Linked DNA regions of Homo sapiens: region 2 is linked to region 1. The links are chromatin loops, found by intact Hi-C in ENCODE. Cell type or tissue: MCF 10A. All regions are shown on one strand.

Evidence for each region. A loop is a pair of places that touch in the nucleus more often than their neighbours do. Peaks named below come from ENCODE experiments on the same cell type or tissue, not always from the same donor. Only the 100,000 strongest peaks of a DNase experiment are listed, where the experiment ranks them.
Region 2: a loop joins it to region 1, with 9 times the contacts of the local background. A loop is called at or near these places in 2 of 110 quality-filtered maps.

What each region holds. Positions count from the first base shown.
Region 1 is chr19:42,790,782-42,795,781 of GRCh38, reverse strand. No RefSeq gene overlaps it. Among named protein-coding and RNA genes, the nearest start is that of PSG8, 28 kb to the right of the region's middle. In MCF 10A, CTCF peaks have their summits at 2,146 (motif pointing left) and 4,401 (motif pointing right); a DNase peak (open chromatin) is centred at 2,141.
Region 2 is chr19:43,205,406-43,210,405 of GRCh38, reverse strand. It overlaps PSG4 (pregnancy specific beta-1-glycoprotein 4), which reads left to right and starts at 4,768. Exons shown (of 6, transcript NM_002780.5): 1 at 4,768-4,933. The coding sequence starts at 4,870. In MCF 10A, a CTCF peak has its summit at 3,046 (motif pointing right); no DNase peak of the experiment used is centred here.

The DNA of each region.
Region 1 (5,000 bases):
TCAATTCCCACCTATGAGTGAGAACATGCGGTGTTTGATTTTTTGTCCTTGCGATGGTTTGCTGAGAATGATGGTTTCCAGCTTCATCCATGTCCCTACAAAGGACAGGAAGTCATCATTTTTATGGCTGCATAGTGTTCCATGGTGTATATGTGCCACATTTTCTTAATCCAGTCTACCATTGTTGGACATTTGAGTTGGCTCCAAGTCTTTGCTATTGTGAATAGTGCCGCAATAAACATATGTGTGCATGTGTCTTTATAGCAGCATGATTTATAATCCTTTGGGTATATACCCAGTAATGGGATGGCTGGGTCAAATGGTATTTCTACTTCTAGATCCCTGAGGAATCGCCACACTGACTTCCACAATGGTTGAATTAGTTTACACTCCCACCAACACTGTAAAAGTGTTCCTATTTCTCCATATCCTCTCCAGCACCTGTTGTTTATTTAGAGATGTAGCTTTTAATTTGGTCTCTTTTCTTCAACTGAATCACTGTGCTCAAGGTAGAGCCCATTAAGGAAGAGGGCCAACAAAGTCTTTGCAATTTTTAGATTCTAATCATTTAAATATGTAAAAAAGGGCACCAGTTGGAAGGGACAACATTTAGACATTAAAAATCAAGGATTTCACTGAATCCCAGGTCCCCAAGAAGAGGACAATGCAGTGGGGACCATACTGTGCAACACTTCCACAGAGTACTTTGCTACAAAGGCATTTCCCTAATTGTTTAAACTGTGTCTTTTGCATCTAAACATGCAAGGAAATGAGTAGCCCTCTGAAGCCAGAATAATTTATTATAATCACTGTTAGTCACTTTCAAAACCATAGCTCTTACCACTGACCCAGCAACCATTACACACACAAGGTCAAATATTTTTACAGTTCAAAGTAATGTAAAAGGCAAAGAGGTCAGGTAACACAATGGAGAAAAGAGCAGAGTTTTAGACCTGAGAGAAATCCGTTCACTTGCAACTCTTGGGGCTCCATGACAAAAAAACTATGGTTACTTTCCTACAGGAGAGTCTGTGTCTTCTTTTCTGTTTTCCTAAAGGGGTCCTAATACAGGAGTTATTGAGAAATTATTTTTAGGCAGCTAGAAAGGGTAAAAGAATTCTTGGTGGAATTTTCCTTTAATAAAACGCAGCCCCCAAACCATTTCTAACAGAAAACAGACTGAATGATCAGGCTGCAAGCATAGATAAGCATATACAGATGCAGGCAACTAAGAGCCAGGTACTCCCAATATGGCAGTTCCTGCACTTTTTTCCTTGTCACCATATGTGCAGGTGTCATGATGACCACCAGGTAGAAGCCACAATGGCATAATAAAAGATTAAGGTGGGAGGGCCAGTCTTTTCTCGGGCTACGTAAACAGCACACCTGGTCAAAACAATACCCTGGACCCTATGTAAATCAATCACTGCCTCCTCAAGTCTCTGTACAAAATCAATTGCATTCCACCACAAATTGGAGACCCTCTCTCGGGTGACTGCTTTCTCAGTATGAGAAAGCTTTTTCTCTCTCTCTTCTTTATTGTCTGTTAAATTTTTCACTCCTAAACCCACTCCTCACGTGTTTCCATGTCCCGAATTCTTTCTCAGTGTGTGACAAAGAACCATGAATAGATTCCCAAACAGAGCCATTTTATTTGGGAGTTCTCATCTGGGATTGTGATCAGAACAGAAGATAGAAACATCAGAATGGTGAGTATGGAGCAAACCTCAAATCTGTCCTTTAATTTCAAGGTTCTCTTCAAACTAGTTTCCTTTCATGGAGAACCTCACCATCACATGACGCTGGGGGATGTCATGGAGCAGCTGAGAATTTCTGGCCAGGAAACACCCTGATGTTATTCAAAGGCTTCTGGACTGAACACAGCTTCCGGCAGCTCATCCAGATGTTGGTAATGGGTCTCCTAATTTGCTATCCTGTTGCAAATTTGTTCTTCCTTTCTATCCATGGTCTCTATGTCTCCTGTTCTTTTTGTGTTTGCAATATGTGGAAATTTTTACGGTTCAGGGAAACAGTTCTGTTAGGAAAGATCGGTACATGGTATAATAACTAACCCAATAGGTCCCTCCCTCTCTCTTTCTCTCTCTCTCTCCTTCCTTTGGTAAGCACTTGGTATTTCTAAGCCAACAGTGTCACCTAGTGGAAACATAAATCCTCCTTATGAGGCACATTGTTGGTCCTTTGCCATAACACTGCACTTTTCCAATTCTCTCTTTTTGCACTGATAGAAAAGCCCTTTCTGTGAATGGGAAAGCTCTGCTTTCAACAGTTAGGAGTAAAATGTCTTCCATAGCCAAATTTTAGTTCCGATACTGTCCCATCAGCAGGAAAAACTGCCATTAGGTCCCTACGTTCATTTAAGGTACTTATTCTATCTCCAATTAGAACAGTATTTAATTAGTAAGGACATTTTAAGAACAGAGTCAACCAGGACCACTTTTCTGAGGGTAAGTGTTTTAGCATGGGCCATAACTGGCAACTGGCACATTCCCTCTCTTAAAGAAAGCTTGCTCAAAGGCAACTATTACAATTTCACCAGAGATCCATTTTTCAGGAGGCCAGGCAGATCACAGGCAGATAAGCTAAGGCTGCATGGGTAAAGTGTGGCTAATGTCATCACTTCATTTATCCAGTTCCATGGCTTAGAGGGCCACACCTACAACCATGGGTGGCAAATTTAACACAGTGCCAGGACTCAGGAACCAAGGAGAGAAAACAGTTGGGGGGATGCTCCCACTGTCTTCCACATGACTCTGGGTAACAATGAAAGAAGGGGGACTATAAGGACACTTTTATTCTCACTTCTTTTTCTCGATGGCTAACAGAGCATCTTCAGTTTGCACCCCTCTGGAGTGCACTCTGAGGCACTAGAACTCTTTTAACCTCAGGACTTTGAAGAGAAAAGCAACTCATTCTATTTTGCACAATGACAGGGCATTTTTACTAAAACTTTAGAAGCATTGTAACAGCAACCCAGATTTTTTTAACAGCCATATCAGGAAGGCCTATAAAGAATAATCCCCTAGAATTAGAAAAGCAACTTCCCAGGGAACCATCTGAGAAGAATCCCCATAATTTGGGGTCCCTCCAAGTTCCCTTCTCATTACAGGACCTTAGGCAAATAAAGTAAGACTTAGGCTGATTTTCAGACAATCCTGATAGGTATATAGAAGCTTTCCAGAATTTAAGTCAGGTGTTTCACCTCACATGGAAGGATGTTATGCTGCTCCTAAACCAAACCCTAACTGTAACTGAAAAACAGCCAGCTCTACAAGCACCAGAGAATTTTGAAGATGAGCAACATATCTCCTATAATACACCAAAAGGGAAGGAAGGAGATACAGAAAGTGAAGAAATAGCAGAAACACCATTCCAAATAAGAAGTGAAGCAGTACCTCTTGGCAACCCTGATTGAAGCCCCAATAGCTCAGCAGATGAATGGAAAAGAAAAACTAAGGCCAGACCTCTTAATTCCTCTAAACTGTCTATGATAGACTCAAAGCCAGAGGAGAATCCTGCAGCCTTTATGGATAGGTTAAGAGGGGCACTATTAGCACACACCTTTTTATCTCCTGATTCACTCAAGTGACAGCCCATTCAAAAAGATAAGTTTATTATACAGAATGCTCCCAATATTAGAAGGAACCTACAAAAGGCAAGCTATAGTAGCACATAGCACCTTGGAAAACCTTCTGAGGGTAGCCACTTCAGTCTTTTATAATAGGGACCAGGAGAAGGCCCAGAAGAAAGAGAGAAAGCTCAAGAGAAGGACAAAGCCTCTAATAGCTACTTTGCAGAGTTGCAAAGTCCAGGATCCCAGAGGTGTATCCACTAGTTGCTCTCGGTGTGGCAAGCCAGGGCATTTTTAGGAAGGAGTGTCCAAACAGCAAGAGGAAGCCACCTTGACAATGACCAGCCTGTGGTGGAGACCACTGGAGATGCAACTGCTCCCAGAGTTGGAGGTCACTGGGTTCAGTACCAGTCTCACAGTGGTCCAGCAAGACTGATGGGTCCTGGGGCTCAAACCCCTGGCTCCAGCAGCTCAAACTGCCATTACAGCACAGGAGACACAGGTCATTCTGGAAATTATAGGGAGGAAAGTAGACCTCCTTCTAAACACTAGATCTAGTCTCTCTCTTTTCTCCTTTCTTATCCAGGCCTCCCCTCTTCCCATAGCACAACCATAAGGGGTGTCTCAGGAAAAATTCTAATCCAATATTTTTCTCAACCTCTTATTTGCCATTAGGAGGACCTATTGTTTACATCTGCTTCCAAACCACTGTCACAATAGCTCTACTAGTCAGAAAAGCCTCCAAATTAACCCTAGGAAAGAACGGTTTACATCCCCACTTAATGTGGCAAAATTACTTTCCTCTAGAGGGAGCTCTTAGCTAACAAACAGCTGGTAAAGCAAGAAATATATATGGCAGGATAAGCAGTAGTCACTCTAAATAACATCTCCCTTCAGGTGCAGGTGCTCAATCAGCTAAACAAATGGTTCTTACAAGAGCACTTAAATTAAGCAAGGGAAAGGTAGCTAACATTTACACTGATTCCAAGTATGCTTTTTGAGTTCTTCATGCTCATGCTGCCATTTAAAATAAAAGGCATTTTCTTACCACTAATGGATTTCCTGTAAAATATCACCAAAAAATTAACAGGTTATTATCCTCAGTTTTCTTCCATGAGAAATAGCAGTGATACATTATAGGGAACATCAAAAGGGGAACAGATGATGTAGCCAAAGGAAATAGGTTCACTGATCAGGCAGCTAAGTCACTGGCAAGGCATCAACACACCTCAAAGCCTTCTAATCTAGGAAGACTCCATAAGATAAATTAAACCTCAGTACCTTCCTGCAGAAATAAAATAGGCCCCTTCTCAGGGTATTCTTTCCAGTCCTCAGAATGGCTGCAGTCAGAGGATAGCAAACTCCATTTGCCAGCCTTCAGCCAATGGGAAGTCCTTAAAATCTTTCACCA
Region 2 (5,000 bases), 410 kb before region 1:
TGGTTCCCCAGGCCCAGCTGTCTTTTATCTCTTTGTCTTGTGTCTTTATTTCTACAATCTCTTGTCTCCACACATGGGGAGAAAAACCCGCCGACCCTGTGGGGCTGGTCCCTACACCCACTGTACAGAGACAAAGAAATAGAGATGTATACAACTCCCCAACAACATTGTATCACAAAACAACATCCTCTCTGCCCCTCATCATGGAATTCACTGTCTCTCACCACGTGGGCAGGTGCTTCCAGGGTCTCACAATTCTTCCACAAGAGGCAATGCACACTTTAACATAGCACTTCAGCAAATAAAGTGGTGAGAGTTTACCTACTTAGATAAAGTTTCTTAAAAGGTTCTCCCAAATTTCCCCCTGAAGAAGACAGAAAAGGCTTTCCCAATGGTGAAACATTGGCCTCCCCACCTTTCAGAAAAGGAACACTGAATAGCCACAATAATCTTGCCAAAATAAATTGTAGGCTTGAACTTTACTTGAAACCTCGCAAAGGAGTACAATTATTAAAACAGAAGCTGCTGGCAAAAGAATGGACATAAAGACAAATGGGATAGAATTGAGAGTCTAGAAATAAACCCTCACACTTATGATCAATTACTCTTTGAAGAGGGTGTCAAGACAATTTAATGGATTAACAATTCTTCTTTCAAATGATAGTGCAGAAACTAGATAACCACATGCAAAACAGTTAATTTAAATAACTCTACCTCCCACCATATGAAACAATTCTCTAAAAAATTGATCAGTGAGTTAAATATAAGACCTATAACCATAAAAACATCTTAAAATAGACACAGAGGTACATACTGATGACCTCAAATGTGCCATGGATTCTTAGATATGATACAAAAGCATGAGTAACAAGAAAAAAAGATAAATTGGGCTTTATCAAGATGTGAGCCTTTTGTGCATCAAAGGAAATTATCAAGAAAATATTTAATAGACACCGAATGAGAGAAAATACTTGCAAACCACATATAGGCAGTTTTCATGTCCAGATAATATCAAGAACTAGCTACAACTCAATAAAGAAAGGACAAATCATCCAATTTATAAATGGGCAAAAGACTCAAATAGACATTTCTTCAAAGAAGATATACAAATAGTCAAGAAGGACATGAAAAGATACTCAACATCAATAGTCATTAGGAAAATACAAAGTCAAAGCTGCAAGGAGACACCACATCACACCTACAAAACTGGCTAACATTCTTTTAAAATGTTAAATAACAAGTAGCAGTATTATGTAGAATTTGAAATCTTCATACATTGCTGGTGAGAATATAAAAGGTACAGCCACTAGGAGAAACAGTTTTGCTGTTTCTCAAAAAGCTAATCACAGAATTCTCATTTGAAACAACACCCATTCCTAGGTATATACCCAAAAAATTAAATCCAGGGACTCAAACAGGTACTTGCATGGGAATGTTGATTGCAGCATTATTCACAAAAGATAAAATATGAAAACAATCCAAGTGTTCATCAACACATGAATAAATAAATATGGTGACACATACAACAGAATGTTAATCTGCCATAAAGAGGAATGAAGCTCTGACACCCGCTGGAACATGCATGGACTTTGGAAACATTATGCTAAGTGAAATATGTCAGAAACAAAATAACATCATTGTATAATTCCATTTATATGAAACATCAAGAATAGGCAAATTCATAGAGACAGAGTAGAGATGATCAAGGTCTAGAGTAGAACATACAAAGAGTTATTGTTTAAAAGATACAAAGTTTCAGTTTAAAATGATAAAAATTTTCTAGGGAAAATAGTGGTGATGGTAATTTAACATGGTGTATGTGGTTAATTTCACTTGATCGTGGATTTTAAAGTGGTTAAAATAGCACATTATTCACAGAACTGTGAAAAATAGATTTCTATTATTTAATTCACCCAGGCTAAGGTGTTTGTTATGGCAGCTGAAGCCCATGAATCCATCATCTGAGCCAGTGTTTCAATGAAAGGCATCAGTTTTCAATCAAGTTAGCTGGAAGCTCCTGTATCCAGGAGAACCAGAGGCCCCAAAACAAGAGCTCCAGCAGGGGCTCAACCAGCACAGGTCCCATAGGACAGCCTCAATGTCAGGCTCTGGATGGCATGTGAGGCTACAATGATACAACCACAACGTGAAAATGTATGTTCTTGTACTACTTACAGACACTAGGGAGCCCTCGGCACATTTGGAGACCACAGACACAGAGGTCAGTGAGCCCAGGCTTTATTAAGTCCAGGGTGTTATCTGACAGGTTTCCAGCAGGGAGCTTTAATGGATGTGTTCAAAGCAAGCAACAAACACTGGGACCAGGAGCTCACGCTGTGACTGAGAGGAGGTCACTTTAAATGTGAAGGCGAATGTCAGAATTATCAGTTTAAAGAAGCAGCTGCAGAGAGGGGAGTCCAGCACACCAAGCAGGAGAGATGCCTCTAAGATTTTATCTCTGCACACCAACTGGAGTCACTTGAACCAGATACAGTATTGAAAACTGCCATGGTGACCAAGCCCTGCCTCTGATTTGAGGCAAATAAACTTACATCTTAAAAAATGAATGCCAAGGCAACATGACACTATGAGCCTCATGACATCCAGGGACACCAGCAGGGTGTGGTACTGTGCCCTGGAGTCAGAATCCTGGGTTCTGGTCCCTGGGAGTGAGAAAAAGAAAATGACTTGTCCCTGCCCCCCGATATTGATCTTCCCACCCTGCTGCTCCCTCTTCTGCTCCCAAGCCCACGTGCACTGCTCAGCCCCAGACATCACTGCCCCCAGGGTATACACAGTGCTGCCTACTGCACACAAACACAAACTCACAGAAGGTGACAAAAATCTGCATTTGGGACATCTGATTGTGAAAGAGGGAGAACAGTGAACGTAGAGTCACACAGACTGGGACTCAAGGGGCTGGAAGGTGATGGAGCTGTAACATAACATATGTGTGACCTCATGTAAAGTGTGCAGATCCACATGGAATAAAACATGCAGCCTGGCCTGGGATTGCTGCCGTTCACACTTCCCTCCCTGTCCACCAGAGGGCGACAGAGTCCTTCCCAGCCTGGAGCCTTCCTAGGGGATGCCAACCTCCCTCAGCGGAACCCACAGCCCAGCAGGGTCCACCCTCACCAGGGTCACTTCGGCCCAAGTCTTCAGAGCCCTCCATGCTCCCAACACGGACTCTGTCAGCTCCTTCCTGACCCGCAGCCGCCAACCTAACACCACTCCCTCTGCAGGTAGCTCCTGCCCCACACACCTGCTCCTTCCCTGGGCCCAGCTAAAGGCATCTCCCGGGCAGCGATGGTGCACGCGACGCCACACTGGACGCTTTCCCCTCGTGACCTCCCTCCATCCTCATCAACTCTTTCTGTCACTGCTCCCTAAATGCCCGCCCCTGCTCCATCTGTCCTGTTCTCTGGGGCATCCCAGGCCAAGCCTAGCGCTGACACAGAACAGCGGCTGCCTGAGGGCCCACAGCCTCCCCGGGAATCAGCCAGGCACCCTGTGTCCTGCCTGCCCACTGCAGCCCAGGGGGCGCAGAGAGCGTGTGATGGTCACACACAGGCACCATCCGGGATGTGGCCACCTGCCACCAGCTGTCCCTTGGGAAGACAGACCTCTCCTGTGTGCTTGTGGGGAGAAGGGGGGTGTTATTTTTCTTTGCTCCCAGAACACAACTCACCCCCACCCGCCCTCTCAGGTGTGAGCAAGGTCCCTCCAGACAGGCTCTCTGGCCACTGCCTGTTCCTCCTCTACAGAGAGCAGCTTGGCCAGGTCAAAACCCTCAGGACAGACCCCTGGGTATGTCAGCACAGGGAGGGCTGAGCCCATCATGGCCACGGAGTAAGTCGGGATGAATCTCTCCAGCTCTGAACCCCTGCTCTGTCCCAGGCTCCCCCTCCTGCGTCTCAACAAGCCATGTCCCGCGGGGTTCCTGGGTAACTCCCCACTTCCTCCTGCACCACCACGGGGAAGGTGTGGTGACCACAGGACAATCAGCTGGGCAGAGAAGAGAGGACATCAAAGGTGGTCAGGGAGAACATGAGAAACCCTGAGCTCCAGCTCAGCCGCCAGACCCCAGGGAGACACAGAGTGACCGAGAACTGTCCCTTTGACTCTGGGATTCACAGCCCCCACTGAGCAATCAGCACAGGCCTCTCCTCCCAAGAGGCCTGAGAGATTCACCCTGCACACCTCCAGGATGGATAGTTTCCTCTGGGAAACCCAGGTACTGAATGTTCATCCTTGGAAGCTGCAGCCAAGCTAGACACGATTAGAGAAAGGAAGGGTCCCTCTTACCAGACAACACAGAGCTCACCCACAGCACAATGGGACGTCACTGTGACGGGAACCTTGTGCAGCTCCTGCACTGAAGGGGAGAGCCAGATGAGGAAGGAAGAGGGTAAAGGGCGTGAATGTGCACCCTACCCCAGAGCCATGGGGACAGCAGGAGGCTGAGGCCCAGGACTCTGCTTGCCTAACCTGCAGGGTATGTGTGTGACCATGTGGGTCGTGTGTGTCTCTTCTGTGTGTGTGTGTGTGTGTGTGCATCTGCACAAAGTGTGTGTTGAGGTTTGGTGAAAGAATCACTGCTGAAAAATGCAGAGGCCTCCACAATTCCCAGGGACCTGAAACACAGACAAAAGGAAAAACAGGAGGGACAAGGAGGCAGAACTGAGAGAGGAGGGGACAGAGAGGTGTCCTGGGCCTGACCCCGCCCACGAGCTTGAGAAATGCTCCTGCCCCGGGAGGAGGCTCAGCACAGAAGGAGGAAGGACAGCACAGCTGACAGCCGTACTCAGGAAGCTTCTGGATCCTAGGCTTATCTCCACAGAGGAGAACACACAAGCAGCAGAGACCATGGGGCCCCTCTCAGCCCCTCCCTGCACACAGCGCATCACCTGGAAGGGGGTCCTGCTCACAGGTGAGGAGAGAACTTCCTGGGAGAGGACAGGAGGAGGAAGCAGAGTGACTGGATGGGGTCTCCTGGA